Linked DNA regions of Homo sapiens: all the other regions are linked to region 3. A link is a loop called in an ENCODE intact Hi-C map of the cell type or tissue named here. Cell type or tissue: heart left ventricle. All regions are shown on one strand.

The links. A loop is a pair of places that touch in the nucleus more often than their neighbours do. Peaks named below come from ENCODE experiments on the same cell type or tissue, not always from the same donor. Only the 100,000 strongest peaks of a DNase experiment are listed, where the experiment ranks them.
Region 1: it touches region 3 in a loop (2.0-fold over the local background); 20 of 110 quality-filtered maps call a loop at or near these places.
Region 2: it touches region 3 in a loop (4-fold over the local background); 17 of 110 quality-filtered maps call a loop at or near these places.

What each region holds. Positions count from the first base shown.
Region 1 is chr3:120,434,911-120,442,910 of GRCh38, reverse strand. All of the region lies in intron 2 of FSTL1 (follistatin like 1), which reads left to right. LOC124900546 (a long non-coding RNA gene) reads left to right here. Exons shown (of 2, transcript XR_007096030.1): 1 at 1-8,000. Among named protein-coding and RNA genes, the nearest start is that of FSTL1, 12 kb to the left of the region's middle. In heart left ventricle, no CTCF peak of the experiment used is centred here; a DNase peak (open chromatin) is centred at 3,770; H3K27ac peaks cover 5,739 bases.
Region 2 is chr3:120,239,807-120,247,806 of GRCh38, reverse strand. GPR156 (G protein-coupled receptor 156) reads left to right here. Exons shown (of 10, transcript NM_153002.3): 2 at 3,329-3,804; 3 at 4,031-4,167. The coding sequence starts at 3,709. Among named protein-coding and RNA genes, the nearest start is that of GPR156, 41 kb to the left of the region's middle. RefSeq lists an enhancer at 3,896-5,095. In heart left ventricle, a CTCF peak has its summit at 3,393 (motif pointing left); no DNase peak of the experiment used is centred here; H3K27me3 peaks cover 793 bases.
Region 3 is chr3:120,504,336-120,512,335 of GRCh38, reverse strand. LOC107986121 (a long non-coding RNA gene) reads right to left here. Exons shown (of 3, transcript XR_001740868.2): 3 at 984-1,338. Among named protein-coding and RNA genes, the nearest start is that of FSTL1, 57 kb to the right of the region's middle. In heart left ventricle, a CTCF peak has its summit at 4,940 (motif pointing right); no DNase peak of the experiment used is centred here; H3K27ac peaks cover 560 bases.

The sequences.
Region 1 (8,000 bases), 69 kb after region 3:
CTTTATCTTACCTTGTGACCGTTCTGGGGGTCTGCTGTTTTTCTCTTCCCATTTTTCTTTGTCTTTTCTTGTTCTCATTTCTGGGTGTCTCCAAGTCTGCTTTTTTTTTTTTTTTTTTTTTTCTTTTTTGAGATGGAGTCCGCTCTGTCACCCAGGCTGGAGCACAGTGGTGCGATCTCGGCTCACTGCAACCTCCTCTGCCTCCTGGGTTCAAGTGATTCTCCTGCCTCAGCCTCCTGAGTAGCTGGGATTACAAGCGCCTGCCACCACACCCGGCTAATTTTTGTGTTTTTAGTAGAGATGGGGTTTCACCTAGTTGGCCAGGCTGGTCTGGAACTCCCACCCTCAAGTGATCCACCCGCCTCAGCCTCCCAAAGTGCTGGGATTAGAGGCGTGAGCCACGATGCCAGGCCTAACTCTGTCTTTTTCATAGACTCTGTAACAAACCCATTTTGTTATTAAGAGCAACGCTGTAGAACAATGAAAGAGTCCAACTTAGAAGTCCTGCTGTGCCCTTTTCTGGGCACCTTTTTAAAGTCACATAATGTCTCTAACTTGTATCTTCAGTTAAGAGCGAGGGCTTTGGGGCAGTGGACTGAGTTTGAATTCTGGCCTTGTCCAGCTGTGAGGCCTTGTGCAAGTTACTTAACCTCCCCGAAGTCACTTTCCTTACCAGTAGAATGGGAATCATTCCTGTGTCTCTACCTGTCTACTCGATTAGATCTTGGAAAAGGTCTCCTCTACTCATGGTGTATAGTCAACACCAAAAACAAATACCTGCAAGAGATGAAGGGTCGCTTATGTTTTTGACTCTGTAATGATTTCACCAGGAGAATCCTCAGTATACAAGTAAACATCCACTAGGCATGGTCTTTATTTGCACAGCCTTTGTGCTGGCTCAGGTTGTTACTCTGATTACTGATTTTTCCTCGAGAGGAAGTATAACATAATGGCTTAGCGCTCAGACCTGGAAGCTAGATTAAATCCTAGCACTGCCCTTACTAGCCATGTGATCTTGGGAAAACTACTTAAAACCTCTCTGAGCCTGTTTCCCCATCTCTAAAACGGGCTTAATCCAGAGTATCTACCCCATAGGTTGGTTGTGAGAATTAAATAAGCTCTTACATGTAAAGCAGAGTGTTTTGGCACACAGTGTGCAGTGTTAGTTGGTATTATCATCTTCAGGGCATCTCTAGGGGACGAACTCCAAAAGCCATGGGTGCGTGTGTGTGTGTGTACATGTGTGTACACACGTGTGTTTGCACACACATTCACGCACGTGTATATGTGTGTTCATGGCATACAGAAGTCTCCTTGCTTCTTTTTCTCTCTCCAGAGATTTAATTATCACCTTCTTTTTTAAAGAGAAAACTAGGATATTTACTTCAGTGGATGCTTTAAGGCCCAGAATTTATATCAGAACCCTTGCTTCTACTGAGCTAATCTTGCCCTTAAACTTCTATGTAGTGTTTCTTCTGTGAAGCCACAGTTCTATCATTCCTCCAGGAAGAGATTGAAGTACTCATGGAGCATCTCCTGTGCAGAGGCAGTAGGATGGGAAGCCAGCATAGGTTCTCCCTAAAGGTAGAGTGAGTGAATGGAAATAACTGGGAAGAAAACAGAAAGAAAAGGCAAAAAAAGAGGTATGTATGAAGGTGGCAAACAGATATCTTGGGTGGTCATTTCCATTTTGCTGTGGTCTTCATAGCATGGCCTGTTACCAGGCAATAAATTTCAAATTGTTGGTGTGGAAAATGTGATAATGCAAAGGAATAGGATCCTTTGCTTTCATTATTTCAAAAATAAGTGCCAATTACTCTCAAAGACAGGGTAAGAAGTATTCCTGGAGCAAGCTGGAATTTGTCCCTTTGGGAGCCAAGGCCACAGCTTCTGGTACTTTGCACACAGACCTGCAGTCCCACTAGGGAGGGGCTGCTGTGTCTGCAGCCAGGCCGATGCCAGCCTCACATGCCCACCCCTTCCTGGCCCTGGAGCCAGCTCTCTGTACCACTCCTTATGTTGCTCTTTGCTCTTCCCTTCATCTTTCTCCTCTATTTTCCTTCTCTCACCATTACAGAGAGGTCATCCTGAAGTGTCTGGGCTGCAGTAGGAGCTGCCAAACATTCACGAACCACCACGTTCACATTAGATGCAGAGATAAAACTGCACAAAGTCTCAATACACTATTTTGCATCACTCATCTGGGACAAAGTAAAATTTTTCAAAGTCAACTCAAAAGAGGAAAACAAAAGGTATTGCAAATCTGTTCTCTGTTAGGCACTGAGTTAGTGCTGGTGGATAAGAGACCTTGTGCCCAAAGAGCTTGCAGTCCGGAGGGGAGGCAGACAGGAACACAGGCTCAAAGTGATGCAATGTGAGAAGTATTGGGACAGGGCTGAAAACCTAACCCAGCACGAAGGGCTCAGGAGCGCTTCCAGGAGGAAGTGACCCACCAGCTGAGCTCTGAAAAATGACTGATAGTCACTGTGTCTTGTGGAAGTTTGAAAACCAAAGACACTTCTGCTAGGTAACATCCACTCAGCATTGTAGAGACCCAGCCGTTTAACTTTCCAGGTAACATCAGTTGTTATATGGCTATGTGCCTGGAATGACACTTCAGACTTGGCCATTCTGGCCACATAGACATGGCAGGCATGACCTCCATTTGGAATTAGGTCCATTTACTTCTGAGTCACATTGGAATGCAGTTTTTACAGTGGAGCATTTGCAGCCTAATGATCAGTGACTTAGGAGTTTTGGGGGTTTTTTTTTGTACCAGTTGTTTTGTTTTGTTTTTTGACACAGGATCTTGCTCTGTTGCCCGGGCTGGAGAGCAGTGACACAATCTTAGCTCACTGCAGCCTCTACATCCTGGCTTAAGCAATCCTTCCACCTCAGCCTCCAGAGTAGCTGGGACTACAGGCATGTGCCATCAGGCCCAGCTAATTTTTGTGTTTTTAGTGGAGACAGGGTTTCACCTTGTTGCCCATGCTGGTCTCTAACTCCTGGGCTTAGGCGATCCTCCCTCCTCAGCCTCCCAAAGTGCTAGCATTACAGTCGTGAGCCACAGTGCCCAGCCTTGGGGGATGTTTTAAGGCAATTTCTTTGTTCTTCAGATGTATTCACAACTGTTCCGCATTAAATAAGGCCAAATGGCAAGACAGCTCTAAAACGCCAGCAGAGTTGCTAGGTAGGGTTGTACAGACTGTTCACTGCACAAGTGTGTCATGTACCTGTGTGTGGCACAGGGCTTGTCTGCCCACCCACAGGAAGGAGCACATTTTTTTCTAACTGATGTGCAAAGCTCCCCAAACCCAACGTTATCTCTGAGTCATGTGATGTTTATTAGACTATGGCAGTCATTTCTACATTTGTGCATCTTATAAGTTGATTTCATTTAGACTCTTGCAAAGTTTTTGTACTAGGCCTCCATCAAAAGCCAGTTCTGTGTTTTTGTGGATTTTCCTCATAGATAAGCAGAGATGATAGACATGGAAATCTTAAATATCTGGTTTCTTGTACCCACAGTGTGCTACTTTGGGCTGTTGCACAAGTCAGTCTAGTTTGGGAACTGTGATTCCCCAGGAATTAAAACAAGTATTCCCAGCTTCCTTCTGATTGCTGGATTAGCAGAATTTCCTCAGCCTCCAGCTGAATTCCAGCCCCTGGGAAGAAATGTCTTAGAGTAAACCCCCAGCCTGGAGCCTGTCAGAGGTTGTGTCATGTGTTTGCATTAGCTGAGCAAAACCCGAGCAGGCTTTCCGGCCTTGCTCTCGCCTCCTCCCTGCACGCCTCTCCGCTGGGAGAGGCCAGTTAAAGTCTAGACACTGTCTGCTTGGCTCTGTGCCTTTTTAGCACAATCTGCATGGTTCTGTAGCTCTTACTTTGGTTGTCTGTCCTCACTCGTTTCCCCAGTTTTCTTAGTTAGGCTTAAACTGTCCCGGGGGACTGGCAACGAGTCGCACACATAGGAAACAGGTGAGTGAATTTATGAGACTGTCAGGATTCAGCTGCCTTGAAAGGTTCAGAGTGAAGATAGCAGCAGTGCTGACTGAAACTGTGGCTGAGTTTACAGACATCCCTGGTGTGAGCTGGCTTCAAACGAACCTCCATTTACTGGCCAGAGATGGGCTGGGATGAATAACTCAGGACAGACAGTGGCACCCCAGGTAATGAGCAGCCACCTGACTCCTCATCTGCCAAATATGGGGGTTAGAGTAGGTGGGCTCTAAAATGCAGCTTTGAAGTCCTATTCATATAAAAGGAGGCGGATATTCTAGGCTAGACTGTCAAAATATTCTACTTAATGGAATTGGGATATTTGATTAACTCTTATGGTGATTTACAGCCTAGTGAAGAACAGTTTGAAAGATAGGCTGGCTCAAGAATGAGAAAACAGAGTGAATAAAAACAGGAGGCATCTTGTGTCCTTTACTTTCTCTCGCCATGTAGTGAGTGGAATATAAACAGTACGGCATGTGGCACCTGAACAGTCTTCATGCCCAGGAATCCCAAATGCTGTTTACTCTACAGAAAGGAATCACTTGATTTTCCACTTCAGAAGCCAACCGCTCAACAACACTGGGGAAGAAATGAAGAATCCTGGGTCTCCTTGTAGTCGATCAAGAAATTTTGGGGGGAAAAAGGGAAGACAACCCCTAATTCAGAGTGTGCAGTTTGGGATTTATTGAACTTACTTGAAAAACAAAAGCAAACAAAACTTTTTCTCGCTTCTGTAAATGTTCACATTTTCTTTTAAAAATAATGATGCAGTATTGCAAATGGCTTACAGAAATAGTTGTCTGAAACTATTGCGTGGACCCTAATTTTGTTTTCTGGAATCCTTCTTATTACTTTCTCATCATGTTGCCTGGCCCATGATCAGGATCCAGGGGCTCCTGAACAAGTATTAATGAATTGCCTGCCCTGCTCCCCTGGCCCTGATCTCTGGTCAGATCAGGCTCTTACTACAGCCCATGGGCACTGGTCTTTGGCTTTGACCCAATGGTTAAATCAAGTGACTTGTTAGGGTGAACACAGTAAGGAAACAGAGGCCAATGCAGATGTTTTAGTCCTGCTGAAATGCTTGGTACCTTGCCTGTACTCCAGTTCCCGAATCTCACTAGAAAATCCCAATGTGCTAAATCGTGCTATTGATCCTGACTGGGGAGCCAGCCAGCTCAATATTGGAGGTGGCTTTTCTAGTAAGGGTACAGTACAGGTTAGAATTGAATTAAATTTTGCTGTGCCCCAGGGTAGACTATATGTGTGTGTGTGTGTGTGCATGGATATGTGTCTGTGTACATACAGAATACACAAGGAGACATGCACACACACACACAAATAGACACTGACTTAAATTTCACCACTAGGAGAACATGGCCATCTCCCTATAGCTCTAATAGTGAGACTTTTCTCACAAAAATTCCTGTGGAATTTGTTTTGTTTTAATTTAGTTTAGTGTTTGACTTATGTTATACTGCCCTGATTTCTTTCTAAGCCTAGGCACATAAACCAGTGCTTATTTTTATGGTGTGAAGTTTGCCTGTTAATGAATTTAATAAGTGCATGTCATTCATTCACTCATTCCCTACCATATTCCAAAAATAAGACATAGGTTTTCCCTCCCTAATCCCACAGCCAACATATCCTATTAGCTTCTGTAAGGGTTGGGCTAATTACATGTATTTTTAGCTATTGAGAGGGCCCAAGTTTGTAGTTTGTGGCATAACATTTGTGACAGAGAAAAAGAAAATGGACGGGACCTCAAAGATGGTCCGAGAAATTTCTGATCCCCTTCACACATATACCTGGCTCACCTAAACTGTAGTGTGAAATTGATACAGTGGAATTTCTATCAGAGAGGCTAAACACTATTGAAACAGAAATACAGATGCTCACCCTGAGCAAAGACTCAGACATACTGAGTTCCCTTTACTGTCAGGGTCCCTACCAGGAGGGCCCAGCATGGCTTCTTGGTGGCCCAGCCGAGCTCACAAAACTTGCTTTGGGATGGAGGCAGATGTATGCTTGCCAGTCATTCACAAATACTCGGAGCACGCAGCTTCGCTTCTCCCAGGGCACCACCATCCCTGGTTTTGCACTATGTGCTATAATTATGGTGCTACAGGGACAGGCTGAGTCCTATATCAGAAGCAGGAAATTCACCTGGCTTCTCCCTAGAGTCCCAGCAGTCTTTCAGGAATGTGTCTGTTTGTGCTTTGTTCCCCTTCCTCTAGTTTTCCCTCCTTGACATTTTCTATTTTCTTTCCTTTCTTATCCTATGTGGCCTTGGTCTTGCTGACAGCCACATGCAGAGATGCAGATTTTCTGGTTTAGCTATTTATTTTAAGGAGAAAGACATTCACTTTATGCATTAATTGGTGTCTGCCTCCTGTTCCACAGAAGGGTAATTTTCTGTGTGGCACCAAGGGCTTGATAGTGATCAAAGAAAACCCCAGTTCCCAGTAGGAACACACTTCAGGTGTGAGTCCATTTTGGGTTTCTCAATCTCCTTTCTTGGGAGATGAAACTAGAAGGGAGAATGGGACTGGGAAATGTTTTGAGTAGAGGCCAGACATTCAAGTCTTGGCTAAATGTTGGGTATAATAATTTCAGTACTCACTGCAGACTTATTTCTTAATAAAACTCCCCAAGCTACTTGTGGACCATGTTGTTTTAAAGGATAGTTACAAAGTTAACCGCTTCCTCTTACAGATACAATTGGAGAAGAGTCTTTGTGTTTTTTCATTTTCTACAAAGGAACATATATAAGCTAGATAATAAGAAACCATGTTGGGGTTGTTTTTGTTTATTACGTGTCCTATTTTAGATACTTTTTTTTTTTTACAAAAATAAACTGTGATAGGGATATGAAATCCTGTAAAAACAACCAGCGCTTGAGGATGACTACCCCACTATGTTGGTCATTTTACAGCTTAGGTAATTGCGTTTTTCCTCCAAATTCCCCATACACATTTGATCAAATAGAAGTCTCTTCATTTCCTGTTTAAGTTGCTCCATGGAATTGCTGTGTGGATTAGAGAGCAAGCTGGGTTCCTCCCCAGTGGCTGTGTTTCCGTTGGTTGATTGGGTTATTTTCCAGGTAATGCTATAATTATTTTGCCCAGTGTAAATGGCATTGTCGTGTAGTGACTGAAATTACTCATGTTACAGTGGCCTGGAATGTAAAGACTTCCTCATTCTCCAGTGATTTGTTGTTTGACTCTGACTCCAGGAAAAAGTCTTTTCTCTGCCTAGGCTGAAGTGTGTGCATGTATTTGGGGCTCAGATAGATAGCTGAGGCTCTAGACTGCCAGTCTGTGGGCTCAGATGTGACAGTAGCCATATTCAGAAAGTCATGACAGTCTCTGAGAAAGAGACAAAAGTTAGGAATTGTAAGCCTAAGAGTGTTCAAAGCATGTAATGAACTGTCCCCAAATGGTTCTTGTCCTAGAAGTGGGTAGAACAAATAAGGAGGAGGAAAATAGTGATGAGGAAGACTGGAAGAAGGGAGGTGGTGATGCACGTGGGAAACTCTGTTAATTTTAGTGGGTTAAGCAAATGCAGATGAGGCAATTGAGTGAAGAATTTCTGTTAAGTGCTTCATGAGAAAATACTGTGAGTGAACACTGCAGATGTATATGATCAGAAAAGATATATCACTGTTTTTTGTTTGTTTGTTTTTGTTTTGAGACAGAGTCTCGCTCTGTCGCCCAGACTGGAGTGTAGTGGCAGGATCTCGGCTCACTGCAACCTCTGCCTCCTGGATTAAAGCAATTCTCGTGCCTCAGCCTCCCAAGTAGCTGGGATTACAGGTGCCTGCAACCACGCCCGGCTAATTTTTGTATTTTTGGTAGAGATGGGGTTTCACCATGTTGGCCAGGCTGGTCTTGAACTCCTGACCTCATGTGAGCTCCCTGACTCAACCTCCCAATGTGCTGGGATTATAGGCATGAGCCACCGTGCCTGGCTGTTTTTTGTAAGTAAATGTATGCTCT
Region 2 (8,000 bases), 260 kb after region 3:
GCTCCAGGAATTACTCAGCTATTGCCTATCAGTGTTTTTTTCTTCAACTCCAAGTAGTTTCTTCCAGCTCATATCCAAATCATACTTAGGAGAAGACTGGGGGGGATCCTCTGCAGATTTCCAAAGTGCTCTCCCCACTCTCTGTATCTCCCTCTTCTTCATTACTCTGTCCCACAAATTCTAACCACCTCAACATCCTTAAATTCCAATCCATTCCCCCTTACCTCAGGTAGAATTCTAGGTTCTGATTGGTTTTCCCTCCACGTGCTGTGACCTGGAAATGACCTCCAGGCAGTATCTCTTAGGAAGCCCAGTTGTGTGGCATCTGTTGTACAATGCCTGAAAATGATTCTTTCATGTGTTTTGTCTGGTTTTCAACTTGTTCACAGAAAAAAGCAATTTGCACAGCAGTTAATTCTTCACAGACAGAAGCAGAAGTTCTACCAACTGCAAAACAACCAAAACAACTTGTTAAAAGACAGTATTTGTATGACTGGTCATAAATTACGTATAGAAGAATAGAGATTTTGTGAGAAAGATATGGGCCTGTACAGAGGGGTGAACTTGCAAATGACCATCTTGCTTGGGGATAGTGTCTGTTTTCCTGATCCTAATCACTGGGAAGGATTCTGTAATCTCTGTCAAATAAATTGCAAACACTACCACACATGGCCTTGGGTCTACTACTGTCTATGACATAAACAGTTTCTCCCTAGAGACTTAGTTGTGAGGGTACAGGGGGAAGGTAGCTTTTGGAGGGGCCTGGAAGACCCTTCCCTTTGTGCCTTCGATTCTGTATATATCTTGTGGTCAGAAGTCTTACCATTACCCTCTCTGATAACTCCCCACCCACTTTCCCAATCACTAAACACTTTTTGAAACCATTCAACTCTTTCCTTTCAATGATTGAGCCCTTCATTGTTTCATCAGCTCCTCTTGTGTGAATCTCTCTGAATGTGTGCCAAGTTTGCAGTTTAATGCCTGTCCCATGTAGGAGCCCAATATCACGGTATATAAAGTTTCTACACTGGATATCCATGGACTGAAGAGGGGCCTAGCATTCAGGGTTCCAAGCCAGTGAGTTTAGCTTATCCAAGGGTACCTCTAGAATGTGCTCAGAAATTTATTCCAAGTCAGAGTTGCATCCCCCAGGACTTTAGGCTCAGATGGACAACCCCATCATATTTACAGAATCCCTCAAAGATAATTTAAGTTTAAGATTGTCAGCCCACCTGGGGTGCACAGTGTTGACCAGGGTTTCTTAACCTTAGCACTGTTGACATTTGGGGCCAGATAATTCTTTGTTGTTCAGACCATCCTGTGAATTATAGTATGTTTAGCAGCATCCTTGGCATCTACCTACTAGATGTGAATAGCATCCTTCTCTTAATTTTGACAACCACAGATGTCTCCAGAATTGCCAAATGTCCCCTAAAGGTGCAAAATTGCATAGTTGAGAACTACTGGTAAAGAGGCACTATGGCATGCCAAGCTCTAGGGAGCCCACAGAAGTGCACCTCTGGGAACTAAAGCTGAAGAAACCCAAGAGGCCCCTTGGTATCTTCTTGGAAGAAGTTAGTCCAGAGTGTCTGCACCATGTGGAGTGTATACTGGGATGACATTGACCTTGGAATGTAAACTCCTGGGATTCTTGCCTCTGCAGATTTGGAGCAGGGTTTTCTTCTTCTCTGCTTTTCAGTTTACTTATTTGAAAATGAGGAATGGTGTTTACATCACAAAACACTGTAGTGAGGACAAAATGAGGTTTTATGTATATATACACCCATACATATACATATACACTTCTTCCAAATGATATAATAATATATAAACATTGAATGAATAATGGTTCAAATATAAGTGTACTTATTTGCCACTATGATTAAAAGGGCAATATAGGAAAAATACATTTTCTTCTAATCCATCATGTTGTAATAATCCTCCCTGTGGTTGCAGTATGGTTCTGTGCTAGAAGGCACAATAGGAAATCTCTAACTTTAAAAAAAAAGAAAAGAAAAAATATCTTTCTAGCAATTAAAATCTCAACTAAATTAGAATGCAAATAGGTTTTTATATTTGCTTCTTAATTTTGCATTCAATAATCTGACTAGAATATGCAATAATTTAAATGCCTTGATGGGAGATAGTGGCTTTTAGTTCTCTTGGGATTTCATTGTAATAAACCTGGTAAATAATTCAGGAACATATGAGAGGCCAATGAATGGTCAGCACCTGGTGCTATATTATTTGTGCCTAAGCACACAGACTCCAAAGATGGCACTCTCCACCTGTCACTGTTGTTCTGGCTTAAACATGGGCCCTGTGTTCAGTGGCTATTGAGATAATAGTAATGGATATTTTTGCCTTGTCCAATTTTCCTCCACAATCAAAGAAAACTGTGCTAAGCTGTTTAAAAAATACAAAGCAGAAGTGGCAGCCTCTTTTAGATTACCACTGGTAAAATTTCAAATCTATTTTCTCTATTAAGGGATTGATTGTTTTAAAGAATTAGGGATATGGCTATCTTTTCTACTGGTGCTAATTTGAGCCTTTTTGCCTTTCTGTCTTTGTTCCACAAGGCTGAGCTTCTCTTTAGATCACATTATTCATATTGCAAGGATCTTCTGAGAGAAATAACACCATCCTCTGGCCAGCCACTCACTCTGCAGGAGTTCCTAGAGCTCCCCAGTTTCTTTCCCTATTGCCTGAGTAGTCTATCTCACGCCTGTTAGTCTCACAGTTTAAATACAAACACACAAAGACTCTTGCAGGCAGCTTGGGTACCTTTCTTTGACCCCAGCCGACTGGACATAGAGAACAAGAGCTAGAGAGAACAAGAGCTAGAGTGACCGACAGATCATGTGTGGAGACAGCATGGGGCACCTGAGCCCAGCACCATCCAGGATCAGACAGAACTTAAGCCATGAGCTGCCTAGAAAGATCTTGGGAGGGCACTGGGTTTCCCAGTATGGAAAAAAGAAAAATGTGGCTCACAAGTCTAAGCTAAGGTCTTTACAGTACTGGGCCATAAACAGGATCTGAAAAGAAACTGCAGAAAATGTTAGATATGCTTTATCTTTGTTTTAAAAATATTATTTACTATAATGGCTTAAAATATGTTGATTTAAATATATGATATTTGATACCTTTGTAATATATATAATAAAGTGTATAATAAAATATAACTATATAATTAAAATAGATGATATTTTAAAACCTCTCTAATAAACCATTTACGTGTGTGTGTGTGTGTGTGTGTGTGTGTGTGTGTGTGTGTGTGTGTATACATGCCTTTGTTTAACAGGTTTAATTGCTTTCCTTTCTTCAGGAACCAGAGTGAGGGTACTCGAACAGTGACTGCCATCTGGTGGTTAACCAGAATCATCACCTTGTGTAGCCTGATGGTTACTAAGATGTCCACTCTTGACTCACATGGCATGCACTCGCAGCAGGGGACCAGTTGAAGGATGTCTGACTTTGGAGGGTCACCAGTTGAAGGATGTCTGATGAAGGAGCCTAGCGAAATAACCCTTTGCTTCTACCTGAATGGGTTGTTCACTCTGGATTCTGAGCCTGCAGCCAGCTCCAAAATGGGGCCTCTGAAGAAAAGATTTGAGTTGCTCTTGTGTCTTAGTCAAAGATCTACATCCCTACCAGTGGGTAACCAAGACTGTGAATAAGCACACACCAACAGGGGCATGTGGTGACATGGAGCCTGAAATAAACTGCTCTGAATTGTGTGACAGTTTTCCTGGCCAGGAGCTGGATCGGAGACCCCTTCATGATCTCTGCAAGACAACAATTGTAAGTGAGCAGCCACAGGATGCCAGGGCTGCTCAGATGTATGTGGTGGTGGTGGTGTTGGGGAGGAGGAGGTGGAGGGAAAGGGGGATGAGGAAGGGGAGGAGTGGGAGGAGAAACTGCTCATGCAGGATACATATTTCCCAGCACTTGGTGACGATGGGGCAGTTTGTTTTTGACCTATAGAAGATCCTTCATTCCTAACAGCTCCTCCTTATTCTGTCCTCAGACATCTTCCCACCACAGCAGTAAGACCATCTCTTCATTATCTCCTGTCCTCTTGGGTATTGTTTGGACTTTTCTCAGCTGTGGACTTCTGCTGATACTTTTCTTTCTTGCCTTTACAATTCACTGCAGGAAGAACAGGTAAGCAGCCCAGTTTCTCATCACACATAGCTCAATCATGAAATCCCAAATGTTAGTATCTTTTGGCAGCACAAGCCACTATCTGGTCTCCCACTACAGGATTAAACCACATGAGACATTCCCTCTGAAATAGTCTACCTGTTGAGAAGGGGAAAGATCTAGGTCGGTATTGTGCTAACTACTGCAAGGGTATCCAAAGAAGAGAATGAAGAGTCTCTCTCTATAATGGAGGTACAATCCTTCTGAGAAGATGAGGTATCTGTATTTAAAATGAAGACCATGTAGAGGATTCCAAAACAACACAAAAACTTGAGGACAGCACAGCAGAACCAGTCTGGGTGAGTTAGGGTTTCTGCAAAAGCAGTGAAGCACTGCTACCTGGCTATTTGCTAGATAATTCTGGCTGACTAGAAAGTCATCAGCTTATCAGGGTAAGTATGGCTCCCAGGATTCGCAAAAGAAGCAAAATGGTGACTTTTTTCTGAAGGGACTTATAGCACCTTGCCTTGGATGCAATTTCATCCTTCCTCAGGGCCCATCCCATCTCTCCCACCCCCACACTGTACCCTCATCCTACCACAGCCGTCCCAGGGTGCCTCATGAGAAGCCCTGCTCCAGCCCTCTCCTTAGCCCACAGCTGACTTCTAGATGGAGCCCACAATCAGAAATTAACAACTTCCTCAAACCAGCCAAACTCGTCCAGCCCCACTCCAGCCTTACCCTGTGTGGTGACCAAGCATGTCGTGCTCCATTGCCTGTGGATTTGACACTCAGATGAGAATTGGTCAGTTGCATTTTGGGATGCTGTTTTGCCATGTTAGGCATGGAGGACGTGGAATTGTTAAGCAGCAGTGATTGGTTGTTGGGTCAGCCTCAGCATGGTGGTGATACGTGGCACTCCAACTAGAGTATACCCCAGAGACTGCCTCAGCCACTTTTCATTCTGTTCCTCAAGCACACTACGCTGACTCCCATCTCAAGGCTTTTGTACTTACTGTTCCTGTACTGTTCCCTCTGCCTGGAAGTCCTCCTCAGATATTCCCATGACTAGTTCCTTCTCATCTTATAGGTCTTGGCTCCAGTGTCACCTCTTCAGAGACACCTTCCCTGATCATCCTATCTAAAGTAGTATCCCTACCCATGATCACCCCCTCATCTCATTCCATATCCTATCAGCCTGTTTTATGTTCCTTATAGCAAGCATAGTCTGCTATTACCATATTTGTTGATTTACCTGTTGATTGTCTGTATCCCCTACCAGAATGGAATTCTGTGAACACAGGGACTTTGCCTGTCCTCTTGTGCCCACCACTGTGTCTCCAGCATTTAGAACAGACTCTGGGATATAATAGGTGCTCAGTAAATATGCATCCAGTGATCCTGGGAGGAAAGAGATTTAAATCCCAACGGTGGCTGCTGCCAACAAAGTGACTGGGAAAATCATGCATTTCAAGGTTAGAGAACTATGGAGTACAGTCTTTTCAGCTGTAACATGTTTCTATAATGCAAAGTAATACTCAATTGGTATTACCCAGTTGGTAATAAGAAAATTATGTCATTGATTCATATGTTACTTTTCCCCCAGCAAATCAATAATTTAAACATTCAGGGGCAAGCTTTCTCACAGCTAGTAAAGGAAGCTTTAAGCTTGGCAGTTCCTTCCCTTGGTGCAAGTAGTGTCTGGCTTAATGGCTTAAGAACTTGTGTCTTCCCTACAAGATGAGGCTGTAGGAGTAGATGAAGAAGTGGAGAAGACATTTGCCTTATGTTTAAAAACTTCAGTTGATTGTTAAAGAAAGCACAGATCCAGAGCAGATTTTTAATTTTTTGACAATGTTATCTACTGGAGATGAATGCCCCTGAGGACCTGTGTCTTGAGATTTAAGACTGTAGAAGTTGACTTTGATCCTGGGTACAAATGCTAGTGGACATTTACTGGGTGGTAGTGTTTTAGTTGGAATAATTAATATTTTATTAATACTCTTGTTACAAAGTTAACTGTTTTGAGTGTTATGACCCCATCCTATTTTCCCCACAGTCTATTATTTTTACATATAATTTTGCAGAATACAAGGTTTATCAAGTATTTATATATCCTGTTAAAACAGGAACACCTGTAAACAGCATTATACTAGAAACCCTTATATTTCTTTCACTCTATTAAATATTTTGCTGCCTGTTTTGTTTGCAGTGGGAGCATGACTTGGCATAAAGAATAAAATATTAAGAGGTATTGTGAATAAAAACACATTTTACAATTAAGTGGCTTACAAGGTCAGACAAGGAAAGATAAAATAACCCAGTTTCAAAAGTGTTTTATTGAACAATACATTTGTTAAAAGATGCAGCATCACAATCAGATGCTTTATTTCGTTACAATTCTGTGGTCTCTAAATTTGGGACTGTGTGTGTGAGTATTCATGTGTGTGTATATGCAAGAAAGGAGAGGAAGAAAAATATTTTAACACAATAAAAATAATACAAAAATGTTTAAATCCAGTTGCAGATATTGAATTTTTATAAAAATTTCAAAAACCAGTAAAGATAAAGAAAACTTGAACACTATCAACCAACTTGACCCAATTGACATTTATATTACCTTTCACCCAACAACAGCAGAATACATATTCTTTTGAAGTACACATGGAACATTTACCAAGATATATCATATTCTGGGCCATAGAAAAAGTCTCATTAAATTTAAAAGGGTTCAAGCCGGGTGCAGTGGCTCATGCCTGTGATCCCAGCACTTTGGGAAGCTGAGGCGGATAGATCACCAGAGGTCAGCAGTTTGAGACCAGCCTGGCCAACATGGTGAAAACCCATCTCTACTAAAAATACAAAAATTAGATGGGTGTGGTGGCATGCACCTGTAGTCCCAGCTACTTGGGAGGCTGAGGCAGGAGAACCCGGGAGGCAGAGGTTGCAGTGAGCTGAGATCATGCCACTGCACTCCAGCCTGGGTAACAGAGCAAGACTCTGTCTCAAAAAAAAAAAAAATTAAAGGATTCAAGTCATATAAACTATGTTTTCTGACAATGAAATTAAAATGGAAATCAATAACAGAAAGATCTCTGGAAAATCCTGAAATATTTAGAAACTACATAGAACACTTTAATCCATGGTCAAAAAAGAAATCAAAAGGAAAACTAGAAAATATTGACCAGAATTAAAATGAAAATACAACCTAGATTTGTTGGATGCCACTAAAGCAGTATTAGGGGGAAATCTAGAGAACTAAACCCCATATTAGAAAAGAAGAAATGTCTCAAATCCATGACCTCATCTTCCACCTTACAAACAGAAAAAAAGAGCAAATGAGACCCAAAGTAAGTAGAAGAAAGGAAATAATAAAGATCAGGTTAGAAAATAAAATAGGAAACAGAAAACAATAGGAAAAAAAAGTCAGTAAAGCCAAAAGCTATGAAGATAAGTAAAACTGATCAACCTCTAGCCAAAGTGATCAGAAAAAAAAGAAATAAGATACAATTACCCAAATAAGGAATGGGAGAGGTGACATCACTATAGATTCTGTAGATATGACGGATAAGGTAATGTTGTAAACAACTATGGTAGATAGCCTCTAAGATGTTCTTCGATGATTCCCACCTCCTTGTAGTCACACTCCTATGAAGTCCTCTCTCCTTGAGTATGAGGTGAACTTACTAACTTGCTTTTTAGTGAGATGTCGCTTTTGGCATTAGTTCACAAAAACTGTGGCTTCCACCTTAGAGCTCTCTCATTGTCCCACTAACTCCCACTCTGTGGGAGGCCAGCTGTTGTGTTATAAGCTGTCCTGTAAAGAGGCCCCCATTGGCAAGGAACTGATGTTT
Region 3 (8,000 bases):
CTGAAGCAACCTCAATACTTGCCTCCTGAGAAGAAAGAATTCAACTGAGGGGCATAAGGCAGAAGGAGAGACTGAGGCAAGTCTTAGAGCAGGAGTAAAAGTTTATTTAAAAGCTTTACGGCCAGGCGAGGTGGCTCACACCTGTAATCCCAGCACTTTGGGAGGCCAAGGCAGGTGGATCACCTGAGGTCAGGAGTTCGAGACCAGCTTGGCCAACATCGTGAAAACCCTTCTCTACTAAAAATACAAAAATTAGCTGGGCTTGGTGGCACGTGCCTGTAATTCCAGCTACTCGGGAGGTAGAGACAGGAGAATTGCTTGAACCAAGCAGGCGGAGGTTGTGGTGAGCTGAGATCATGCCACTGCACTCCAGCTTGGGTGACAGAGTGAGACTCTGTCTCAAAAATAAAATAAAATAAAATAAAAAAGCTTTACAAAAGAAATGAAAGGAAAAAAGCACACTTGGAAGAGGGCCAAGTGGGCAATCTGCAACACAAGTGCACACTTGTTTTTCATGGTGCATGGTTTGACCTTTGAATTGGGGTTTTTACATGCTGGCATACTTTGGGGGTTTTGTGTTCCTTCTCCCTTAATTCTTCTCTTGGGGTGAGCTGTCCACATGTGCAATGGCCTGCTAGCACTTGGGAGAGGAACATGCACAATGTGTTTATTGGAATTGTACGCATGCTCACTTGGGGCATTCTTCCCTTACCAATCTAGCATTCCTAGAGGAAGGTTATATACCAGTTAAACTCCATCATGGCATGCTCGAGCTCACTCACCCAACTCCTGAGATCTTATTGGGAAGCTACTGATCACCAGTTTCAGGTTTTTTCTATCTATAGGGAGACTGCCTTTCCCTGGCACTGGCTGCAACCAATTATTATTTTAGAGATACAGTTAACAACCACCTGACCCTCATCTGATGGTCGCCTGAGCTTCCTAGTTGGGTTTGGCGGGGAGCCCTCTCCCGCTCTGCTCATGTCTTACTAGCTACCTACTATAGCATTTCCCCCCTCAAGAGTCCAAGACCCCAGTTATTTGGAGAAAATGGATGAAGGTGAGCCTTCTGTAATGGCTTCCTGCTGACAGAGGTTGGGGGGTTGTAGGTGGTTCTGTGAGTCTTGGCCTCTTGCTAGTTGTCAGAGCAGGAGGCTGTTTCCATGGATTGGGGAAACTGGTATCCAGCCAGGTCCAAGGGAGAGAGGGGCAGGATTTTGCCTCTGTTGTGTCTCACTGATGGGCAGTCTAGGGGGTCCCCCATAGAAGGGTAACTCTTGAATATTGAGAGGACACTATCCCTCACTGAGGTTCATCTGGAGCTCAATGGCCTAAAGGCTAGAGGAGACAAATCAGGTTATTAGAATTAGAGGAATGTTAAAACAAAATAATGGGGTGAGGACAGCCCCAAAAAAGAACCCTGAGGCTGCCTACACACCCAGGTAACTGGTGGCTATAGTCATGCCTACTAAGACTTGGGTACATGGGGTTGATAGCAGATTCCAATATGTGCTCAGAATTAGAATACTGATCCAGATTTTTACATTACCCATCCCTTTTGTTTCTTCTGAGCTGCAGCCAGAGATCACTGGCTGGTTCACAGGAATAAGCAGGATTACTCTAAAATGCAGGCAAAAACTTAAAAATAACTGATGAGACTAGCATCTATTAATAGAAAAATAACAGGTGTATCATAATTTTTGAAACACACTTTTTCTCTTTCCAGTCCTCATTTTTATAAAAAATCATGATAAAACTGATTTGTTTGCAAAATAAACTTTAGTTGTCTTATACTTGGCCTGATTATTTGCATAAAGCACAGCAAGAATAATTATTTGCCTAATAGGCTCCTGTTTAAATTGGCTTTGATGGAACTTCATTCCATAAGGAATCTCAGACAAGACTTTTTTTAAGGCTTAAACCCAGCCACAGTTTTATACCATCAAATACCTGAATGAGTTGGTAAATTCCTCTCCCTTGAGGTCCCAAGATAACCTGGGGCTCCTGAGCCTGTTAGAAAGTGGCATTCTTTACAGACCACAGGTTGGGAACCCTGTACAGGGACTGTGTAGACAAGGTATGAAGCCAGTTTTCACAAGGGGCTTTTATTGGCTATATAAGTCAAATTTGATTCCTTAAAGGAATGCATATCATTCCAGTCAAAGCCTTCGTAAAATAACCAGCTTCTCCAGTTGTGTTCTGTTGCAAAAGACAACAGATTCTTATTGTACTTATGCAAATAACTATACTGCCATAAGTTAAGAATACTCACAAGTAGTTTCCAAATTTTGAAGAAAGCAGGTAGAGAGAAACAAATATGCTCGAATTTTGTTTACAGGAGTACTCAATTATTAAAAGCTGTAAATAGCTCAAAAGAAAAGTTTTCTTGGTTTTGGAAAACAAAGGATTAGCAACATTTTAAGCAAAAAGTCATAAAAGGATTATTTCAATCTTCTATTAGTTTAGTCCATGCAGTTAACTTTTGTTCTGCTTGATATTCATGAACATTTTAGCTCTCCAATAAGAGTCCTGAAAGTTTTTTCTCTATTCTAATGTCTCAATCTTCAAAGTTATCAGAAGCCTGTATTTAGGAGCACCTGTTAGAGTTCTATAGCTGATTATAAAACCACCTTTTAAAGAGGGTTAAAACAAGACAACAATTATCTGTTAATGACAAAAAGTCTTAGGGTAGCCACAATCAAAGACACAATTGACAAAGAAATTTATTACCCCTGAGGCACAAAACAATTAAACATAATTATAATTATTCCTAATAATGTATACTATGTTACATTAGAATTATAGGAGTTTCACATAATTTTGGAACATGTACTGATAACACTTTAATCAAAAGCAGATTAATACTTTAATAAAACTATGTTGTGCTTTAATTCCAGTGTTTATGAATAAACTGAATAAAAGTCCTTTAATTTTGGGTAATTTTCACACATAGAATTTCTTTTATAGGATTAATTTTTCACAAACCTTCCACAACTTGCTCAAACCTTCAGCTTTATCCTATCTAACATAAAACAATCCTTTAACCCTCCAAACTAGGCAAAACTTACATTCCCATACCTTCTTACAATCTTTTAACAAAAGCACATTCTACTTTCCTTGCGTACCTTACATGTAAGACTGCTTTTCCAGTAGTCTCAAGAACATGTTACATGGCTAACTGTTCACAACTTTTACTTTTGCGAAAAACCTGATAAGTAAGCGATTCACTAGACAGAAGTGCATATAAGGTCTCTTTCCAGCATACCTGGGGGAATGGCTAACTCTGTAAGTCCCCAGGCCATGCCTAGCTTTAAAATAGTCAAGTTGTACAGTTAAAAGTCAAAGTGGCAGTCTATAAAGCATTTATTTAGTAGGTCTAAAAACCTTTAAAATTGCAGAACATTTCTTTCATAAATTCCCTTTCACAAATTTTTCACAATTTACACAGATCATCTATGACAGGCTTGGACTTTCTGACTTGTCCTAAATATCCCTCTTTTTAAAGAACCAGTCATTTTACTTTAGGACAATAATTTACCATGCAAGATCCTTTCTCATATGAAATCTCTTTTCTTTATCATCTTCCTTATGAAAAGTACCTCTTTACAACCTTTGAATTAGACAAAAGTCATATTCCTTCTGTTAGAAAGTTAAGATTTGTACTGAAAGTTGCTGTGCAAGTTCTGTGACGGGGAAGCAAATGAGGTTATTTACATACTATAGAAGTTATCTCCCCCTCAAGAAATTGCTCAGTTATATTTTTGCTAGGACTTGCCCAAATAATGGTGAGCTATTTCTAAACTCCTGAGGTAAGACCATCCAGGTTGAAGTTGCTGGTTAAAGATTTAGGTAGGTTTCCCAGGAGAAATATAGCTATTAGAGAGAAAAACAAATTCAGATTTCAGGTAAGTATTAAGCAGGCACCCATTTGAAAAGTATATTTTTGCCCAAAGGGATGTGAATCTCTTGGAGGGGGTGCCATTGGCCCCATTACCCAACAGGATTTGGAGGGGAGTTGCTTAGAGAAGGAGATTAGCACACAGTAGGCAGCTCTTGAAAGCAAAAGGGAAATTTATAATTTTACTTGCCGCCTCCATAGGTGACCTTGGCTTTGTCCTGTATGAGTGTTCTTAGGGCAACCTAGAGGGGGTTGGAGAACTCGTAAAGCAGCCAATAGTTGAGCCTGCTTCTTGTCCTACATGTCTCCTTTTTCTTAGCCCTGTCCTCCTTATTCTACTCTCACTTATAAAAGACTGAGGAGGCTAATCTGAGGACCTCCTGCACAGGGGAACTGGGTTCCAAGGCTGACTTTTGTAATTTCCTCCCAGTTTATTTTTAAGCCAAACAGTATTACAAAGGAAAACTGGTTTTTTTTTGTTTTGTTTTAACATTTGGTAGAATCAAACTTTTCCTAGTTTTGGGGGATGCATCCCAGGGGCATGTCCTGTGGTATGGGAATGTGATTACCCATCTGCAAAGAGAGAACAGGAGAGAAAAAAAGGAAAAAGAAAAAAGAAGGCATTCCCTCTACATTCCTATTATCCTGAATGGAGCATCCCCCATTGTCCTTTGGGTTCCGGAATTAACCAGCCTTACTGTGTACTCTTGGTCCCATCTCATCACAATTACCCACTTGAGAACAGAGGAGATACTGGAGTGAACAGTGGATCGCCTGTTCATCCTTGAGGTTCCAGAATAACTGATCTTACTGCATATCCCTAACCTTTCATCTCTGTTCTAATGATAATCTGTTAGCCTGGGAGCACCCTTCATCTCTGTCCTGTGGGTACTTTTGTCTCTTGCACCTGTAGCCTTGGGCTGGCCTATACCCTTATCTCCATGACTTTATAGTGACTCTTGCTTGGAGCATTCTAGCAATAAAAATGATGACCTTTTTTCTCAGATTCCCATTTCCCATGTTAAGCAGACAAAAGCCTGTTTTTCAGCTAACTGCCACAAGGGGGCTAGACTTCCCTCCCCACTCCTTTTGAATATGACCCCGAAGGTCCTAATTCATGTTGAGAAGAATGTGGAAGTAATTAGAGAAATGAAGTCTACGGGAAGAAGTGGGAGGAAGTGAGAGGAATACTCATGGAAAGCCTTCATATGCTTGCAAAAATAGCAGCCCTTGGATTCAAGAGGACAACGTTTATTTGCCCTGTTGACGTAAAGTAGTAACCTCCGGAGGACTTGGGGCTTGGGCTAATAACTGGCAGAGGAGGGCAAATTCTTCCTTTGCCCACGAATGGGGCAAAGGAAGAGGGGTGGCTTTTGAAGCAGTTTGTCTGCCTGCATGGGGCCTTACCCTGCCCTTTAAGCATCCCACCTATTTGCAAAAGCCACCAGGAAACCCAGCCCTGGGGTGTAACAGGAAGGAAAAGCATATAGTAAGTCATAAGGAGCTGGCAGAGCCGGAGTTCCAATTAGTGTTTGTCCCGGCAATGTGTCAGCAGACAGGGTTGAAAGGGTTGAAAGTCATCCAAGCTGGTAAGGTAAGAACAAGAACAAGTATAAATCTCAGGAGATATCCACAAGGAAGCCCATGTCTTTGCTGCCTCTCAAATGCATAAGAGCTGCGGGAGTGTGTGTTTAAGAGGTCACGTGGCATGCAAAGTAAGAGCAAAGAGACAGACTTGCCCCTGTGGCAGATGGTCCAGAGGGTGCACAAGTCCTTTTCAGAACATACACACAGAGAAAACAAGAGAATAGGCAGTGCAGGTTCTTGGGAAAGAGCCAATTTTAGTTGAAAAAGCAGAGGAAACCCCAGACATTGCACAGTTTTAGGCTTCAGCCCTACCATTCTGGTGAACCTCCTGTCCAGGAGGGCCATTCATGCCTCAGATCTACTCGGTGCAGATGCCACAGTCCTTCCCACCCCTGGAAGCCATCCATCAGAGTGAACTGAGAAATCAGCCAAGAGGAGCAGAGTCACTTATGGCTGAAGGACTTATTCTGGGGGTTGGTTAGCAAGCAGGAGAGAGAAAAGGAGAAGACCATGTACAAGGATTGAATGCCTCCAGCCAAAGAAGGTGTGGTAGAGGGGTCTCTTACCACTAGGGAACATATCTGAGTCATGCAGCATCAAAGTATGTTAGTGGCAGAAGTTATCCAAGTCCCACGGCACCAAAATATGTTACCAGTGGCCAGTATCCAAGTTACTGGGGCGAATCTGTATGAGTCTGCAGCAACCTCAATTCTTGCCTCCTCAGAAGAAAGAATTCAACTGAGGGACATAAGGCAGAAGGAGAGACTGAGGCAAGTTTTAGAGCAGGAGTAAAACTATATTAAAAGTTTTAGAGCAGAAACAAAAGGAAGAGAAATACACTTGAAGAGAGCCAAGTGGGTGACTTGCAAGACAAGTGGGTAATTTGACTTTGGGGTTTTATAAGTTGACATACTTCTGGGGTCTTTTATCCCTTTTCCCCGATTCTTCCCTTGGGATGGGCTGTCCACATGCGCAATGGCCTGCTAGCACCTGGGATGGGGACATGCGCCATGTGTTTACTGAAGTTGTATGCATGCTCACTTGGGGCATTCTTTCCTTACCAATCTTGCATTTCTAGAGGAAGGTCATATACCAGTTAAACTCCACCATTTTGCTTCTTAATGCTCATGCTCGAGCTCACTCACCCAGCTCCTGAAATCTTATTGGGAAGCTGCTGGTCACCAGTTTCAGGTTTTTTCTATCTATAGGGGGACTGCCTTTCCCTGGCACTGTCTGTGACCAATTATTATTTTAGAGAGACAGTTGACAACTGCCTGACCCTCACCTGTCACCTGACATTCCTGGTGTGTGTGTGTGGTGGAAGGGGGGGTGTAGTGGGGGGGGGGGGAACAAGGAGAAACCCTCTCCTGCTCTGCTCATGTCTGACTAGCTACCTACTGTAACACTTTTTCCTTACCATATATCTGTGGTTTGCTTGAGAACCAGCAGGAGAACTTTTTCTTTTTCTTTTAAGATATATTGAGCTGGGCATGGTAGCTCACATCTGTAATACCAGCACTTTGGGAGGCCAAGGTGGGCAGATCACTTGAGGACAGGAATTCGAGACCAGCTGGCCCACATGGCAAAATCCCGTCTGTACTAAAAATACAAAAATTAACCGGGTGTTGTGGCATGCACCTGTAATCCCAGCTACTCAGGAGGCTGAGGCAGGAGAATTGCTTGAACCCAGGAGGCGGAGGTTGCAGTGAGCCAAGGTCATGCCACTGCACTCCAGCCTGAGTGTCAGAGTGAGACTCTGTCTCAAGAAAAAAAAAAAAAAAATGAAAGATGTATATGCCATAGTCTCTCCTGGACTGAAATAGAGTCCCAAATTCATGCTTTTTTAGAGCTTTTTATATCGCATGCCCAGGACTGAAAATAACTTGGCTAGAGATATATAAAATAAATTCCAAAACTTTAAAATGATTTCTCCTACTATCATATTTTAAAATATTATCTTCTTCTAATTCAATTAATCAGTGATCTGCGTTTGAGAAGAAAACAAAAGGAAATATATTCCAGTACTTTAATTGAGGACAGGAGAAAATAAGATCTGAGCATTTGTCACAGTGAAGGTGAATATACTCCAGCATTCTGGCAGGGAACTGATAGTACATGCAAATGGGATTATTGAGAGAATTTAAAATAAACTATTTACCAGGTGTAGTGAAGGGTAAGGGAAAACCCAAGGGATGGGGTAAGTGTCCCAGGGTTTCCTAGTGGGAACCACCGGGCCTGAAGGGCAGGAGAGAGGAGGGGCAGCTGTAGGAGGGGGCCACCAAATAGGGGCTGTCAGGAGAGAAACAACCTGCAACCCAGCCAGGAGGAAACTAAATGCCCAAACCTCATCCTTCTGCCACCTTCCCAGCTCCTGCCAGCCCCTCCCACTGGCCAAACCCAGCTGGAGGCAGAGGGCAAGAAAGCTGGTTGATGCAGACCATGTAGTCAGCCTTCAGCCTTCAAGGGCATTGTGTAGAGTGGAGAAGGGTGGAGCAAGGGTTTAGAAGGGTAAATG